2 separate regions of the Homo sapiens genome follow, and region 2 is linked to region 1. The links are chromatin loops, found by intact Hi-C in ENCODE. Cell type or tissue: Caco-2. All regions are shown on one strand. Each heading gives the region's core, and the rest is flanking DNA. Links, peaks and the distances in the headings are about the cores only.

Region 1 (9,458 bases), core at 805-8,804:
ATCATAGCCACCTCAGCCTCCCACTTCAGCCTCCTGAGTAGCTGGGATTCCAGGCATGTGCCACCATGTCCAGCTAATTTTTATTTTTTAATTTATTTTATTATTTATTTATTTTTGAGCCAGAGTGTTGCTCTGTCACCCAGGCTAGAGTGCAGTGGTGTGATCTCAGCTCACTGCAATCTCCACCTCCCGGGTTCAAGCAATTCTCGTGCCTCATCCTCCCCAGTAGCTGGGATTACAGGTGTGCACCACCATGCCTGGCTAATTTTTGTATTTTTAGTAGAGACAGGGTTTTGTCATGTTGGCTAGGCTGGTCTCAAACTCCTGGCCTCAAGTGATCTGCTCGTCTTGGTCTCCCAAAGTGCTGGGATTATAGGCATGAGCCACTGCGCCTGGCTGCAGCTAATTTTTAAGAACATTTTTGTAGAGATGGGGTTTTGCTGTGTTGCCCAGGCTGGGCTCTAACTTCCGGTCTCAAGCAAGTCTCCTGCCTTGGTCTCCCAAAGTGTTGGGATTACAGGCGTAAGCCACCATGACCAGCCTCAAGAAATGCTTTTTACTCCTTATCTTGGACATTGGTACAAATAGAATTCTCTTGGCTGGGAAGACTGGAATCAAATACAGTCTCAAAATGACCCTATCAGACTTAGAATTCTAAACTGCTTAATACCAAACACTCTGGGAGTAATTTTTTATGAACTGAATTTTGTGAGTGATGGAAAAACATTAAAAGATTTTATGTATTTTTGCAAGCATTCTGCAAACACTACACAGATTTTTAGAGACAGAAAATCTTAGATTCAGGTTTAGAGTGTCTGGATATGTCAGTTATATTTTTACTATTAAAAATGAGAGGCCAGGTGCAGTGGCTCACACTTTCAATCCCAACACTTTGGGAGGCCAAGGTGGGATGACTGCTTGAACCTAGGAGTTCAAGACCAGCCTGGGCAACACAGTGAGACTCCGTGTCTACAAAGAGTAAAAAAAAAAAGAGCCAGGTGTGGTGGTGCGTGCCTGTAGTCCCAGCTACTCAAGGGGCTGAGGTGGGAGGATCACTTGATCCAGGGAGGCTGAGGCTGCAGTGAGCTATGATGGCACCACTGCACTCCAGTTGGGCAACTGAGACCCCATCCCAAAAAAAGAAGAGATAAATATGAAATATGAGCATAAATTTTATAACAATTTTGTAATACTCTCAGATATTACTTTGTTTTTTTGAACAGGCCTCCTGAATCCTAATCTCAGAAAATAAATAGAAAACAGATTTCTTCTATTCAGTCATTAAGCTGCTATAACTTACAAAATAGTAGCCCCCTCCCCTCCTTATCCATGATTTTGCTTTCCACTGTTTCAGTTACCCATGGTCAACTGTGGCCTGGAAATATTAAATTAAAGTTCCAGGAATGAACAATTCCTAAGGCTTAGGTTGTGTGCCATCTCACCCTGTCCCGCCAGGACACGAATCGTCCCTTTGCCCAGCCTATCCATGCTGTGTGTGCTACCCCATCATCAGTCACTAAGCAGCCATCTTGTTATTCATAATGGCCCCAGGAAGCTGGCAATTTGGGTATGCCAAAGAGAAGCCATTAAGCGCTTCCTTTAAGTGAAAGCGCTTCCTTTAAGTAAATTCAGTAACAATATATCTTCTATCTGTAACACTGTGAAGACAGAAAAAAATTTCTGCTGGTTTTGTGGAAAACTCAAACTGGAAAAGTATAGATAGGTTTTGGTAATATCTGCATTTTCAAGCCCCCACTGGGCGTCTTGGAATGCATCCCCCGAGGATAAGGGGGTGCTGCTGTAGTGGTATTTGGCCGGAGCTGGGTAGTGGTGGTGGGGTTAGACCTGTAAACTCCTATTTCCATAAAGCAGCATCCTGTGTCTTAAAAGCTGACAACAGTCTGGTTGTTACGGACAAGGAACTCCTTTCTCTCTGTCAGAAGCCTTTCCTAAGGGAGTAATATTTCGAGGTAATGAAATCCAGATTGCAAACTCAGCCGCAGTTCAGTCTCACTGACTCCTATTTTTCTGAATTTTGAGGTCTCAAGTAGGGCTGCTGTGTTGTACATGTGGCACTGAAATGGTCCATGCCTGGTTAATATGTGTGCATTGATTTGCTAATGGGTTTCTTCCCAAACATATTTTATAAGTTATGGGTCCAGATTTAGTGGTCCCAGACTACGGTACGTAGCTGGCTTACCTGGGGGAGGAGGGGCAGCTCTCACTGGGTAGTTGGCATTTTGAGTCCCACTGGAATAACCTGTATTTTGGGTAGTGTTCCTTCTGGTAGGACCTGAAATAAACAAGACAAAGTTAAAACCAGTGCTACTGGTTGGTTTTATGGATCCTCATGGTTCTTTGCATATGGAAAATTTTTGAGAAGCTTGGATTCCAGCTCTCAGGTGGATCTGCAGGAGAACAGTTGCAGTGGAGAAGGAGCCGTTGAGGGAAGTATGTAATGGTAGCTATTGGGTGGGAGGGGCTGGAGGACAGGGTTATAGAGGTACAGTTTTGAAATGTTAGAGACAGTGGTTCTTAAAGAAGGATTGGTCATCTTACAAAGGTGTTTCTATTTTTACAGACTTTTAAAAGAGACAGATGGAACATTTAAACATTTGCATTCATGTTCTAAATGCTAAGTGGCTGAGCAGGTTCACTAATGCTGCGGATCAACGGGGTTGGCATGAAGCCCGTTCTGGCACTGACTGCACACCTGCCTACGTCAAGCGCCTTGCACGCAAGAGTGTGTGTTCTACGGTCCTTGAACTAAACACAGACCACAAGGAGGAGAAGCAGACTTGTACCCTTGACACAGACATGAAGGAATGAGGAACAAGCTGGGGCCAAAGGAACACACTGTGGGTCACAGTCAGGGCTGGACAGCAGGGCCAGAGGAGCCAGAGGAGATCTCTGCAGAGACATCTATGTGGGGAAGAAAAACAATAGGGTCTTGAATGGAACAGGAAGGAAGGTAGGATTAAACCAGCTGGAAGAGGGGTGCAGAGGGAATTTCTTATAAAGAGAAGAGCTGAAGAATAGAGAAGGGTAGGAGGTGACAAGGTGCACAGTGCAAACACAGCAAAGGAGCTGCAGCTCTAGGGCCTGGGAGAACCGACCACGTGGGATCGGGGCAAACCCAGTGTGGCCTGCTGGACGCTTCCCTCCCAGTACCTAGGCCACTCTCGCCACCCCAAATAAGATAGAATCCAACACCTATTGGGCAATTTCCCCTCGGGGGCCCGCCGCACAAACATAGCCTGCTGGTTATTTGCAGCCTTTCTTTGCCCGGCTCTGTGCCCTGGGGTCTGAGTCCTGTGGACAGCCAGGCCTCTGCCTTCCAGTGGGGTGAGGCCTATAGGCCAGGCCAACAGGAGGCACTGGAAGGAGACTGGAGTGTCAGGAGGGAGGTGGGGGACTTCATGTGCCTCCTTCCTGACTGTAGCCTTCAGTTCACCTCGTTCCTCCCTCTGCTGCTTCAGGTTTGCGGATAATAATGATTTCCTGCCACTCCCTTTCCCTGGGTCCCTACTTTGTTCCCTAAACCCCGTCCACATCTTTTCACTGAAAAATCGCTTCAGAAATCCCTCCAAAAGTTGCTGTCTGTTTTCTGCAAGTACTAACGGATACACAGACATACATCAACATTTTCTGAGTGGCTCTACATATATAAAGATATGATGGCATTTGCTGGTATTGTATTAATATGTTAGAGAACATGTTAAGGTGTACCTTTGCAGACAGATTTGAGAAATGGCTAATTAATTAATTAATTTTTGAGATGGAGTTTCGCTCTTGTTGCCCAGGCTGGTGTGCAATGGCGCGATCTCAGCTCACTGCAACCTCCACCTCCTGGGTTCAAGCAATTCTCCTGCCTCAGCCTCCCAAGTAGCTGGGACTACAGGCATACGCCACAACACCTGGCTAGTTTTTTGTATTTAGTAGAGACTGGGTGTTGGTCAGGCTGGTCTCAAACTCCTGACCTCAGGTAGTCCGCCTGCCTCGGCCTCCCAAAGTGCAGGGATTATAGGCATGAGCCACCGTGCCTGGCCTAGAAACAGTTATTTTATATAAGGCATCTTCATGTGTGTGATCACACACAGGCTAAATCTTAGAACAATATCACAGTATATGCATACATAGCATGTATGATTATTCTATGCTGTGTGCTATAGATATAAGTTTATAAATATCAATTATAAATACAAAAATAAAGGCCAGGGAAGGAGTTAGACTGGGGTTTGAGGTAGTGCGTGTGTGTGTGTGTGTGTGTGTGTGTGTGTGTGTGTGTGTGTGTATGGTGTTTTATTTCTTTTTCATCTTCTTTTTTTTAATGAGGCAGGGTCTTGCTCTGTCACCTAGGCTGGGGTGCAGTGGCACCCCAGTAAAGATCATGATTTACTGCAGCCTTGACCTCCCAGGCTCAAGCCATCCTCCCACCTCAGCCTCCGGAGTGGCTGGGACTACAGGCATGCACCACCATGCCTGGCTAATTTTTACATTTTTATTTTTGTGTGTGGAGACAGGGTTTTGCCATGTTACTCAGGCTGGTCTGGAACTCTTGGGTTCAAGCGATCGTCCGGCCTTGGCCTCCCAAGGTGCTGGGATTATAGGTGTGAGCCACCACGCCGGGCCCAGTCAATTTCTTTAAAGGTGGCATAGAGGATGATGTTGGTATTGTGGACAAGATCTGACTGGAAAGGGAGGGGAAATTTGAAGCTAACAAACTTTGATTTGTTTTAACCACAATATTGTAATGCCAGGTGTACTGATACATAAGTACTAAGTCCCTCAGAAACTTTTAACCTGCTCATTTTCCTTGCTGTTGCTTTAGTTTGAAATGTTCCATTCTGAAGAAAGCGTGAGCCCCAGCAAGCAGAAGGTGTACTGATTCTCAGCCCCCACATCTGTGCACATGTTTGCAGCATTTGCTCGGGAGACTCGGGGGAGCGGCGGCAGTTCTGCCTGCAGGGCCCGTGGAGCACTTACGGGAGTTCTTGGGCAGTCCAGGTCCGATGCTGACCTGCAGCACTTTGTTACTGGGCTTGAGGACAGCCAGGTCCCCAAACCCTTGGTGGAACTGCACTTGCCGGGAGCCCCCTGCACTCCAGGGGCCCCAGTTTTCCTTTTTCAACTTCAGTTCAAGCCTGCAAAAAGCACAGTGGGGTTAACAGGTCGAAGGACGCAGTGAGAAAACGGTGCTCAGAGATCCCGCCACGGAGTTCTGCTGCTGGAAAAGCATAAACATGAGGCGAGAACGGACAATCTACACCAGGAGCAGGGCCCTGAGGATGCGCACCGCATCCATGGGGTGGCACTGTCGCTGCATGACAATGAGCCAGAAAAAGGAGCATCTGGGGCCCGGTACCGTGAGACACCAGGTGGTGAGGGAGGTACATCTGGCTAATGTGCCAGTGCCACTCTGTCAGGTGGTCTCAGAGGCGCCTGCTGAGGGGACAGAGGAAAGAGACAATTTCCAGGTCATACCGCTGTGCTGTCATTGTGCTTCCAGCTGTTGTCCCTGATTCTGTGCTTGTGGAGGACTGAGAGATGCCAGACACAGGCCAGCTTGAGGACTCTAGCATAGAACCTGGCTTTGTTTAGTCCTGTACTATTCTTGCACCATCACAGCCCACCCAGGGATGGAAAAAGACACACACTAGCAACCAAAATCCAAATAGAAGGCAGGATTTACCTGCAATTCCCAAACTCCCCATCCAGTTTTAATGCTTCTATATTGCATATATGCCTGTATTATGCAATCCTTATTCTGTTTTTAAGTTATATTTTCTGATATCATAAGAAGGAAAAATCATAATTTTAAGTAGCTGCCTATTATAAGTTTCCCTCATCATGATATAAAGGCTTTGTCTTGGCCTTATTTTTGTAGCTAGGAAAAGATGGAGGATATTCCCATTTTATAGATGGGGAAATTTAAAAAGAAAAGCTAAATAACTTTCTTTCTGTGTTTTAGACAGGGTCTTGCTCTGTTGCCCAGGCTGGCGTGCAGTGGTGCGGTCTCAGCTCACTGCAACCTCTGCCTCCTGGGCTCAAGTATCCTCCCACCTCAGCCTCCCGAGTAGCTGGGACTACAGGCATGCACCACCATACTCGGCTAATTTTTTTTTTATTTTTTACTTTTTGTAGAGATGTGGTCTTACTATATTGCCCAGACTAGCTAAATAACTCTTACTCAGCAAATATGAGATTAGAGGGTCAACAGTATGCCAGCCAGTACCTGGTCCATTAGATCATGTTGCCAAAAGAAATGAAGGTGAGGCTGGGCATGGTGGCTCAAGCCTGTGATCCCAGCACTTTGGGACGCCGAGGCGGGTGGATCACTTGAGGTTAGGAGTTCAAGACCAGCCTGGCCAACATGGTGAAACCCCGTATCTACTAAAAATAAGAAAACATTAGCTGGGTGTGGTGGTGAGCACTTGTAATCCTAGCTACTCAGGAGGCTGAGGCAGGAGAATTGCTTGAACCTGGGAGGCAGAGGTTGCAGTGAGCCAAGGTCGCACCACTGTACGCCAGCCTGGGCAACAGAACGAGACGCCATCTCAAGAAAAAAAAAAGAAAAAAAAAAAAAAAGAAAGAAAGGTGAACCACCTACACAATACGTTGGCCACCTATAGTCCTCAAGCCCCCGGAGGCTCTACCAATAAACAGGTTTTATTATGCATTGGTTTGGGGAATTTAAACCCCCACCTCTGTCACTTTTATCTGCTTCCAGTGTGATTCTACTCCTGTCTGCTCTCCTAAATTAAAAAAACCCTTTTTTGGGTGATACATAAAAATCTGCCTTTGTCTGCCTCATTCAGGTGATTTTTGTCTAAATGATAAAATACACTAGTCTATGAAGTCATTATTTCACAGAAATGCAAAAGTAACCTTTTCAAAGTCTGTGACTACTATCCAGACTGTCTTCTGCAGGCTCTAAGGTTCCACTGGGGCCAGCCAGACCCCACTCTTCTCCTCGCAGGCCTCCTCCAGCCCCATCCTGAATCGCAGGGGTGCGATCAAGACCCCTTTTTAGCTACACGCAGAAGTCTGGGTCCCAGATCCGGACTTACGTATTGCTGAATTTCAGAGGTAGTTGCTTCTGGGTCTTCTCCTCGTAACGCTTTGCTAAGAGGCTTAGGAATTCAGTTTTGAAGACAGATTCAAGCAAACTGTCATACTCTTGCTCATGGAGAATAAAAATGTCATCCTGCATAGTACTGTAAAGAGATTGGACAAACACACTTGGTGAAAGCTGTGCTTCTGTTTACTCTATTGTTTTTTTTTTCTTCCATTTTAAAAATCCTGCAAGATAGTGCTAAGATTTTACAGTCTTTCTTTCTATAAGTAATAATCTTTCAAACAAAACCAACAACAATGAATTACATAATGAAATTGCTGAAATCTGCTTTCAAAGAAGGTTTATAGTCCAACAAAAGCATGATCAAAGTACTTTTTCCACATGATTTTTACAATCAGGAACTTAAGGACAATTTAGCCCATATTAAAAAAAAATCCATTTTCAAGTCCAACTTGTGTTTTTAAGATCATAAAAATCCAGAAAGTTATGAATAGAATGCAGTTGAAAAGGGATGACTCTACATTTAAGTTCCAAGTTAGTATAATTTATGATATGGTTATAGCTATTGTAGTAAATTTGAACTTGAAGAATCATAAGCTCGGTTCTCAAGAGGGAAGCCAATATCCTGGACTTCAAGGTACTTATTAAGAACCTTCTGGCAAACAGTGCTCTGTGGACACTGTAGGCCAGGAGCTACTAGAACGTACAGACACATCCAAGTTCAGAAATGCGAAGGCCAGAATGGACAAACAGCAAACAAGCAAAAATCATCACCTTCAAGCTAATGAATTTTGTCAGACAAGGAAAGAACACACCTTTGCGGGAACTGCATGTTTGGACAGGGTGGGATTGTGGAGAAATTTATGCCTGGAGGGGAGCAGGTGTTACAAGCTATAGGGTGATGGCAGAGAGACGCTGAGGCAGACCCAGCTCCGAGGAAACGCTTGCTGGTCAGGGGAGGTTGATGAGACAAAGTTCCATCTTCAAGCCTGGCTAGGCTTGGTAGAAAGCAACAACATGTATGTAATTGAGAATTTGCATTCCCTGTTAGATTTATCACTCAGGTGAATGGGGCCACCACCCCAAAGACTATAATATATAAGTTTACGAGTATCTCCAAGTACCACTGCCAAATACCAAAGACAACCCTTTGAAGAATGAGATTTCGTTAGGGATTGTAAGCATTTTCCCAGGCATTAGAAACAAATTAGGCAAACCTGCTTCAGTGAATTGACCATGGTAACATTTTATTCTCTCCAAGTGCCACAGACACGGTTCTTTGTATATCCAGAGCCCTGCAGCATCACTCAGGAGCTCTGCTCTGCTCTCAGAGCACCTGGTGTCACTGCACCAGTGGGATTACTGTGGCTGTGACAAAGCCAGATGATGAGGCAAGGGGATCACAAGAGGACTGAGCTGTGGAGAATCTTTGAGACCCTGGATCCTTCTTCCATGTAAAATCTGATCCATTTAGAAGGAAACTCCTGTGGTATCCCTGTTCAGCCCCATTCACAGGTCAAGGTAGGGGTTGGGCCCTTCTTGGAATGACAGGGCTCCCTTGGGCAGAGAATCTTGGGGGACTATCTCAGGCTTGTCAGGAACCTTCTCTCCAGACTGAGACAGGGAGCTAGTGACCCAGAGGTGATGGAGCCAGTAGCTGTAGCCACAGCCTCTACCTTGGTCTGATGTTGAAACTCATTCACCAATGTGCTAGTATTAAGAAGTGTGGCCTTAAGGAGGTGATTAAGTTACAAGGAAGAGGTCCTCATGAATTGGATTAGTGACCTTACAGAAGAGGTATGACAGAGTGGTTTGCCCTTTCTGTCATTCTCCCATGTGAGGACACAACAAGAGGCGCCATCTATAAAGAAAAGACTGGGCCTTCACCAGACACCACATCTGCCTGCACCTTGACCTTGGACTTCCCGGTCTCTAGAACTGTAAAAATTAAATTCTTACTGTTTACATATTACCCACTTTCAGTCCTCCTACAGGAAAGGGGCTTGGTAATCCACAGGAGAAAAAGAGGTCGAAGGAACCACAGCACAATTGGATAGGAAGGCGTAGAATGGCAGTACGCGCAAACCATGGGGGTGGGGCGGGGCGGTGAATGGAGTTCACTGGAAGCAAGAGGCCAGTGTCAGGGGAAAGGAGCTTGGTCCTTTCATGGCCAGCTTACTGAAGAGCAGCCAAAGAGTTTCCCTTGGACGTAAAGTCAGAACCCTTTACAGTGTTTTTTGGACAAATAATAGCCATTTGGGTGGAACACTTGGTCATTATCATTACCTCAGATGTTTGTTTTCAGACATCCACACATCATAGCCATGCTTCTTGCCCACTCCTGTGATAGTTGGGATCAAGGATAAACCCTGACAAGCAG
Region 2 (9,458 bases), core at 793-8,792, 250 kb after region 1:
ATCCAAGGTTACAGAGTTAGTAGAGCTAGCTGAATTCAGTCCACACAAATAACTTAGCTCTTAACCTTAAGTAAACCTTATCCTCCTCTGTGCCTCCCACACTCACCTCTGGCTTCCTCCCTGGGATGAGTGAGGCAAGAAGGAGAATATGAGCTGTGGACTACGAGAAAAAAACCAGAGTGACTGAAGGAGAAGGAACTCCTGGTCCTTCCTGGTGACCCAGAGCCAACAGAGAAATGGGTAACTCATTAACCAGAGAACAGTCCCACATCCTGTGTGTGAAAGAAAGAAACATTTTAAAAGTTAGAAAATGCATTTGAACAATGTTGTATTTAAACCAAGCTCAAGCAACAGATGTTTCTTTACTTTTCTTTGAGACAGTGTCTTGCTCTGTTGGCTCCTTCACCCAGGCTATTGTGCAGTGGCTGATCTCGGCTTACTGATCTTGGCTGAATTCCACCTGCTGAGTTCAAGTAACTCTCCTGCCTCAGCCTCCTGAATAGCTGGGATTACAGGCATGCGTCACCACACCCAGCTAATTTTTGTATTTTTAGTAGAGACGGGTTTCACCATGTTGGTCAGGCTGGTCTCGAACTCCTGGCCTCAAATGATCCTTTTGCCTCGGCCTCCCAAAGTGCTGGGATTACAGAGGTGAGCCACCGCGCCAGGCCCAGATGTTTCTTTAGTATAGATTTTACACCAGGCTTTTCATTCAGCTTTTGAACATTATGTTAAAGTATATTAGCTTTTATAATTACTTTATTCTAAGATCTTGCCCTGTGAATGACCCCAAATATCATAACGCACAGATCAAGGAGGGTTAGGGACCATGCACAGAGCACAGGCTGGGATTTGCTTTGGGAACAGTCGCTGGGGCAGAGGATGCCTGCTGGAGGGAAGGGCTCTTTCTATGTACGGTTGCTGGGAGCCCAGGACTGGACTCAGAGGAGAAGATGAGTATCAATCCATAGCAGAAACAAAGAGGTATATATGCATCTTCCAATAGAGATCACTGGGGTTCCCACAAGAAAAGTTGACAAATAGCTCAGCTGGAAACATGAAGAGGGGAAGTAAATTACTCAGAGTATTGATCAGAATGTATACAGTAGCCCTCAAACGCAACAAACTCAGCACAGCTGCACCCACTTCTCCTTCAGAGCAGGGAAAAGACAAAAGTTTCAGAAACTTTCCATCTTCTCACCCTCATAGGTGTGAAATCATCTCCCTCCACCAGGAGGAAGAAAATACTTTAATTGGCCAGATGCAGTGGTTCACTCCTGTAATCCCAGCACTTTGGGAGGCCGAGATGAAAGGATCGCTTGAGGCCAGGAGTTTGAGACCAGCCTGGCCAACATGGTGAAACCCCATCTCTACTAAAAATACAAAAATTAGCCAGGCATGGCAGGCACCTGTAGTCCCAGCTGAGTCTGGGGGCTGAGGCAGGAGAGTCCCTTGAACCCAGGAGGTGGAGGTTGCAGTGAGCCGAGACTGCACCACTGCAATCCGTCTCAACAACAACAACAACAAAAATACTTTAATCTTTATTTGTCTTAGGTGAGTGCCCTGGGGTGGAACCTGCTGCAGCCTTTACTTGAGTGGGCAGAAAAAGAAACAAACAAAAAAAAAAAACGGGGGATGAGAGGCTATTACAGTGAAGAGAAAGGGGGAGAATGGGATAGAGTGAGGTGGGAGGGGCAGAGGGGAGAGGCCACAAGGAGGGCTTCGATTTTGGGGGCTGTTGGCCTAGATCTGCATGTGGGCCCAGCTTCTCTGTTCCTCTGAGTGGGGAGATTGTGCTATAGAGACAGTCCAGCATAGTGGACTGGGGGCTGGGACTCCTAAGATGGGGCAGTAAGGTTGCAAATTTGGGGCAGTTTAGTGTTTATGATGGCACGGGAGGTTCAGGAGTTTTGTTGGGGAGAGAAAAGACTTGCTGAAACAGAAAAGACTTGCTGTAAAGCAGTTATTCATGAAGGAGAAACTTTCTTCAGTCAGAATTTATGTTGCTACCCCGCAAGCTGGTTTTTGGATTAATCAAAAGACGGTTCCAAAGAATAGTGTTACAAGCCGGGCACAGTGGCTCATGTCTGTAATCCCAACGCTTTGGGAGGCTGAGGCTGGTGGATCTCTTGAGCCCAGGAATTTAAGATTAGCCTCGGCAACATGGCGAAACCCTATCTCTACAAAAAAATACAAAAATTAGCTTGGCGTGGTGGTATGCGTCTGTAGTCCCAGCTATTCTGGAGGTTGAGGTGGGAGAATTGCCTGAGTCCAGGAGGTTGAGGCTGCAGTGAGCTGTGATCGCACCATTGCACTCCAGCCTGGGTGACCCTGTCACAGAAAAAAAAAAAGGTGTTACGGTGTTACAGTGGGTCCCTCCCTGGACTGTCTCTGCTGCCATCTGCTGTGGAGTGGCCCGAGGGAAACTCTGGGCATCGGGGTAGGAAGGCAGAGTGTTGCCCCAGGCCTTTCTGGGCTTTCCTCTGTTGACATTAAAATTAGCCTTGAACTGGTTGAGAAAGGTCCTCCCTGAGCTCCTTTTCAGGGGGAAAGAAATCAATCAAAAATTAAAACGTAAGAAAAACCAAACACACGTACCCTGTGTTGTAAACATGCTACCTTAAGTGAAGGTGCAGATCAAGAGAGAGAAACCAGAATTTCACAGTTTTGTTATACGTGCAGCTCCCTTGGGAGCAACAGCACGCCACACAAGGCCACTCAGGTGAAGCCCCAGGTCAGTCACGTGGCAAAGGGGGAGAAGGGGTGGCTGTGGAAATTCTCCTTTCTTGTGGTCTCTGTGGGAGATGGGGGAACATGGCTTACTACTGGCTAATTTGAATAATTTCACTGGGCTCTGGGACATAGGGGCTGTCCCTCGTTGTCTGGCACCTGGCCCAGGGCAGTTAGGGTGGGTGTGTGGTAGCCCAGAGTGTGAGGGCCCAGTCAGGGAGGTGGTTGAGGTGCGAACGTAACTGGCTGCCCAAGAGGAGGAACTGACCATCTCTAGCCAGGGCCTCAAAACTGGGTTGAGAGCATTAAACACACACACACACACACACACACACACACACACACACACACACAACCACCCACCCTATATCACACCCTGTGAACTGAGGAATTAATAGCTGATTTTCTTATTTCAGGGGATATAATCTTGGGCAAATCAAAAAGTCTCTGTACTTGAGCCTAAATATGCAAACAGAGTTCTAAGCCATTATCTGCTGTTCCTTATTGTAGCATGCAAGAGCTCTTGTTTTGGTCAGGTATGGTGGCTCCTGCCTGTAATCCCAGCACTTTGCAAAGCAGTGGCGGGAGGATAGCTTGAGGCCAGAGTCTGAGACCAGCCTGGGCAGCATAGTGAGACCCCTGTCTCTAAAAAAAAGAGTTCCTGTTTAAGCCATTGGTAGATGGCTGTTTTCATTTCCTCAGCAAACCTATTTGCTTGGGAAGCCACAGCCCACAGCTTCCTCCCAGGTGTTCTTATCATCCTTGAGAAGGGAGAGATGAGGGTCAGGCTGCTGTGAGGCTCTGGCAGGTAGAATGGTAGCCCTCCCAAAGACGTCCACATTCTAATTCTTTTTCTTTTTTTAGAGACAGAATCTCACTCTGTCACCCAGGCTGGAGAGCAGTGGCATGATCTCGGCTCACTGCAACCTCCATCTCCCGGGTTCAAGCGATTCTCTTCCAGCCTCCTGAGTAGCTGGGATTACAGGTGTGCGCCATCACCACGCCCAGCTAATTTTTGTATTTTTAGTAGAGACAGGGTTTCACCATGTTGGCCAGGCTCATCTTGAGCTCCTGGCCTCAAGTGATCCGCCCGCCTTGGCCTCCTAAAGTGCTGGGATTATAGGTGTGAGCCACCACACCTGGCCCACATTCTAATTCTTGGAACTAGTGAATATGCTACTGTAGGAGAGGAAAGACTTCCCCTCACTCTCCGTGGGTTTCATAGCTGAGTCCATGAAATGAACTGACAACAGGCAGATTAACAGGAGAAAAGTTATACAAATGTACTGTGTGCATGGGGCATCACAGGAAAGAAAAGGGAATACCCCCAAAACCAGTGGGATTTAGGAGCTTGTATGCCCTCTTCACAGGGGAGAGAGGAGGAGGTATGTAGGCAATTTAGGAGAGAGTAAGTGATTTTGGAATAAAAATGAATGGGCCCTTCTCTTGGTGTGGTGTTGGCTTCTTGTTTTCTCTCCTGTGATGAGTTAATCTTCCCTAGCTGATGAAACTCCTGAGGAGGGGACTGGTGACAACTGAGTTCTTTTTTGAGGATCTGTATTTAGGCAGATGGGGAATTAAGAGAAAGCCTCCCCTTGCATTTGCTGTTTTTCAAGTACCTCCAGCTCTAAGTAATCAATATAGCAAACTGGTGTATTTAGCGATGGCATTTCCTGAACTCCTTCATTACCTGACGTGGTAAAAGGAAAAAACTTTTTTTTTTTTGAGATGGAGTCTCGCTCTGTCACCCAGGCTGGAGTGCAGTGGTGGGATCTCAGCTCACTGCAAGCTCCGCCTCCCAGGTTCACACCATTCTCCTGCCTCAGCCTCCCAAGTAGCTGGGACTACAGGCGTCCGCCACAATGCCTGGCTAATTTTTTTGTATTTTTAGTAGAGATGGGTTTTCACTGTATTAGCCAGGATGGTCTTGATCTCCTGACCTCACGATCTGCCTGCCTCGGCCTCCCAAAGTGCTGGGATTACAGGCGTGAGCCACCGTGCCCAGCCTGTTTTTTTTTTTTTCTTTTCGTGATGAAATTTTGCTCTGTCACCCAGGCTGGAGTGCAGTGGCACGATCTCGGCTCACTGCAACCTCCGCCTCCTGGGTTCAAGCAATTCTCCTGCCTCAGCCTCCCGAGTAGCTGGGATTACAGGCATGTAACACCACGCCTGGCTAATTTTTGTATTTTTAGTAGAGACGGGGGTTTCACCATGTTGGCCAAGCTGGTCTTGAACTCCTGACCTCGTGATCCTCTTGTCTTGACCTCCTAGAATGCTGGGATTACAGGCGTGAGCCACCGCACCCAGCAAAAGGAAATTAAGATTGCTAATCAGCTGATCTTGAGATGGGGCCAATCTAATCATGAGTGCTTAAAAGTGGAACAGGGAGGCAGACGAGAGGCTTGGAGAGATGCTACGTTGAAAGGACTTGATCTTCTGTCATGTGCCAAAGAATGCAGGCAGCCTCTAGAAGCTGGCAGAGGCAAGGAAACTAAACTTTTTCTAGAGCCTCTAAAAAGAATGCAGCTCTACATACATTTTGATTTTAGCCCAGTGAGGCCTATCTTAGACCCCTGACCTGCAGAACCGTAAGATAATAAGTTTGTGCTGCTTTAAGCCACTAAGTTCATGATTTTTTATTTAATGACAGCAAAAAGAATAATACAGAGGCTGAGAGGAGTTAGCTGCTCTTGAGTGATGGAAGGATTCCACATTCAGAACCACTCTCCTATACCTCTTGCTACTAAAACCATTCAATATCAATGATTTGTTGTTAAGCAGAAATGAACTGATTAAGGGATACTCAGTAGTTTACAGAATCTCTGGGAGGGTCACAGACTGGGTTCTGGAGCACACAGCCAGGTACAATCCCTGAACATACTGTAGGGCTGCTCTTCTAAAACATTTAAACAAATCTGTTTATATGTTTACTTTGGAAAGTTTCAAACCACAGAAAAATGGAAAGAGCACTATAATGAATCCCCATATCTCCTGGACTTGGTTGGGTTTCCCTCAAAGGAGATCCTGAGAGAACTTGGGTACAGGACATTTATTTGGGAGGTGATCCCAGAAAGCACAAGTGAAAGGGTGCAGGACATGGGACAGGAAAGGAAAACACAGTAATAATATGTGCATTCCTGTGGTGGTCACCGCTGTGTGCAACCGGGGCTCCGTCCTGGGGACCTTCTGGGAAACCATGCACGATAAGCTTCCCATTTGTCTCGCCAAAGGATGGAGAGACGGGGGCTTTTGTCCACTGCCTCCTCTCCCCTTTGGTTAAGAGTCAACCCTGAGAAAGTCAGCTGCCTCAGTTTCCAGGTTGTGCCTAACCAGTAGTATTGCACGCTTCTCTGTGCTGGAGAAAGCCCTCTGGCAGAGAAGCCGTGAGATGCGTCATTTGAGGTGTCAAGTCTTCCCATGGCAGAAACTGTGAACCACAGCTGTGAGTGAACTCAAACAGGAGCTGAAGGGATGTGGGGTGGGGCATCAACATCATCTGCTACAATCCCTCCTAAGATTTACTGCTAACATCTTGCCGTCTCTTTCCCTCTCTCTCTATACACCCACACATACGACAAAGATAAAGTATTTATCATGTGCCGGGCACTGTGCCTCTATTCAGCCCTTGAGTCTGCATAATGACCCTATGAAGCAGGTATCCCATACCTGTCATGCTTAGCGGTCACTGGAATCATTCCAAAGGGTGCTGGAACCATTCTATTTTCAAATATCATTATGCTGGAAATTACATTTTGTGCAACTATTTGAACTTATGGTGACAAATTTTAGATGCCAACCTAAAAATATACAGGAAGGTGCATAGTTTTTCAAAGTTCTTTCTGCGAGTAAGCAGCCAAAGAGTCCCCATCCTAGACTTGTGCCGTCGTGTCTGCATCTGGTGCTATGCCCAGAATCACTGAAGAGGATGATGGGGGCTGGGGTAGGGGGAGACATGGGGAAGGAGCTAAGACACTTCTGTGGTTGCCCTGAAAGAATCCTGGGAAATACATTTTTAAAAGAAAAACAAAATGAGGGATGCTATAGATAGAAAGTGAGTTCAGCTTGCTGAAGGTCCAGATGGATGCGTGCTGAATACCCAGGCTGTGCTCTCCACATTCTGATTCTGTCCCTCTCGGAGCCTGAGGATGCTGAGTTAGTGGTCACATGCCGTACCACCCTGTCGCCTCCCCTTTTATATTTACTTCGTTTTCTTAATGTTGCCTCCCCAACCTCTAAATGTTCAACTTACTTTATGATCAAAGTAGCTATTTAAAAACAAACAAACAAACAAACAAACAAAAAAACAAGCTTTTCTGGCTGGATGTGTTGGCTCACACCTGTAATCCCAGCACTTTGGGAGGCCGTGGTGGACAGGTCACTTGAGGTCAGGAGTTCGAGACCAGCCTGGCCAACATGGTGAAACCCCGTCTCTACTAAAAATACAAAAAAAAAAAAAATTAGCCAGGCATAATGGTGCACGCCTGTAATCCCAGCTACTCAGGAAGCTGAGGCAGGAGAATTGCATGAACCTGGGAGGCAGAGGTTTCAGTGAGCCCAGATCATGCCACTACACTCCAGCCTGGGCAACAGAGTGAGACTCTGTCTCCAAAATAAATACATAAATAAATAAAAATAAAAAGATTTTTTTTGCTTGATTATCCCTTTTATTTTTTTTATTATACTTTAAAGTTCTAGGGTACATGTGCACAACATGCAGGTTTGTTACATATGTATACATGTGCCCTGTTGGTGTGCTGCACCCATTAACTCGTCATTTACATTAGGTTTATCTCCTAATGCTATCCCTCCTCCCTCCCCACAACCCACGACAGGCCCCGGTGTGTGATGTTCCCCTTCCTGTGTCCAAGTGTTCTCATTGTTCATTCCCCACCTGTGAGTGAGAACAAGTGGTGTTTGGTTTTCTGTCCTTGTGATAGTTTGCTGAGAATGATGGTTTCCAGTTTCATCCATATCCCTACAAAGGATATGAACTCATCCTTTTAAAATAGGATTTTTTATCTAACTTTGTCGGGAAGACAAGCTGACACTTTCTTCTCTTCTAGAGCACAAATACGGTAGCATTCTCTTCACAGTGCAAGCACATTGAGGGCACGATGTGAGCTGTGAGGTAGTTGTGAGGCTGTGATGAGAAATGAGCTATGGGGGCAGAGGCAACAAACAGTGACAACAGAAAAGCTACCTTACGTGGAGAAGAAGTTCTTTGGATGCAATTTATCTAACTGAGTTTTACAATCAATCAAACTCATCAGCTATAACCCTGCCTTTTCCTGTTTAGAAAACATTTTTACCCCTGTAATTTACAAGGGCAAGCTGGTTGGTTCTCTTGAATCCATTCTCCCCAAAAGTAGAGCAAGAAAGTTTAGAAAGGGTGTTAGAATCTGGTCTAATCAATAGCTCGATCCAGGTTATGAAGGTGTTTCCCAAGCTTGGTGCAATGTTCAGTTTAGTTCATGTATTCAGCTATTTTTTCCTCCCAATTTGTTGTTCATGTTACCCAGGCATGGTAGGAAAAACCGTAAAGGGCGACTTTCCTTGCTCGATTTCCTCTTCATGTCTGCTAACATGGGGAAAGAGCTTAGGCTTTGAAGCCAGACAAGCATGTGTTTAAATCCAGGCTCATCAGTTATTAGTTCTGAAGATGGATAGCTTATTTAAATTATCTGAGCCCCAGTTTCCTTTCCTGCAGAATGGAGGTGATGTCTCCTCCTCACAGAACTGCTGTGAGGAATTAGCAAGGGCATGTGTGCAGACAGCCCTGTCCATTGATATACAATTAATGATGACCAGTGTTAATATTGTCATCATTATCCTTCTGATCTACAATTTGATTTCTGAACAGACTGGCTGTAGAAAAAAAATGTCTTAGGCAGAAGACTGATTCAAATCTCTTGGCTGGTTTCATCCTAAGTTGTAGAAATTAGAAACTGGTATTCTGGTTTTAAGTCACTGGTAGTTGGTTACTAAAATCATTTCATCAGTTCGATTATCTGTAGGCCTAGGGTAATGTCCTGAACACAGTAGGCACGCCCATAACAACGATAATATCAGCAGTAGTAAGGAATAATTTGAATAACCCTTTAATCTATAAAGCAATTACAAAAACCATCTCATTTAACCCTCTCATAAAAACCTATGATTTAACTAAAACAAATCCTGTTATTCTTCTCATTTAGGGAAGTGGAAGATACAATAAGAGATATTAAATAACTCTCACTTTTGTGCCTTTGAACTCCCTGTTTCCTCCCTAGAAACTTCCCCTAATCTCTCTTCTATGTATGAAATTGCAACACGTTCATCAAGGACCATTTTAAGTTTCCTCTCCTCTTTTCATAGGAAAGAACTCATTCTTTTCTGACCTTCTACAGTACTTGAAGTGTGAACCACATTATTTAGTACTTCATTACCCTCTCTTTCATTTCTTCCCAATGGTTTCCTGTGTTTGAATTCTATTAAAAAACAACAGGCCGGGCACGGTGGCTCAAGCTTGTAATCCCAGTACTTTGGGAGGCCGAGGCGGGCAGATTGCTTGAAGTCAGGAGTTCGAGACCAGCCTGGCCAACATGGTGAAACCCTGTCTCTACTGAAAATACAAAAATTGGCCGGGCGTGCTGGCGGACGCCTGTAATCTCAACTACTTGGGAGGCTGAGGCAGGAGAATTGCTTGAGAATCACTCCTGGAGCTGGATTGCAGGGAGCCGAGATCACAC

Evidence for each region. A loop is a pair of places that touch in the nucleus more often than their neighbours do. Peaks named below come from ENCODE experiments on the same cell type or tissue, not always from the same donor. Only the 100,000 strongest peaks of a DNase experiment are listed, where the experiment ranks them.
Region 2: it touches region 1 in a loop (2.6-fold over the local background); 11 of 110 quality-filtered maps call a loop at or near these places.

What each region holds. Positions count from the first base shown.
Region 1 is chr15:59,156,087-59,165,544 of GRCh38, forward strand. MYO1E (myosin IE) reads right to left here. Exons shown (of 28, transcript NM_004998.4): 23 at 7,071-7,217; 24 at 4,987-5,144; 25 at 2,201-2,293. Among named protein-coding and RNA genes, the nearest start is that of MIR2116, 10 kb to the right of the region's middle. RefSeq lists an enhancer at 5,047-5,548. In Caco-2, for the core only: no CTCF peak of the experiment used is centred there; a DNase peak (open chromatin) is centred at 5,325.
Region 2 is chr15:59,410,379-59,419,836 of GRCh38, forward strand. It overlaps a transcript of FAM81A not described here. Among named protein-coding and RNA genes, the nearest start is that of FAM81A, 23 kb to the right of the region's middle. RefSeq lists enhancers at 1,103-1,152, 1,163-1,242. In Caco-2, for the core only: no CTCF peak of the experiment used is centred there; no DNase peak of the experiment used is centred there.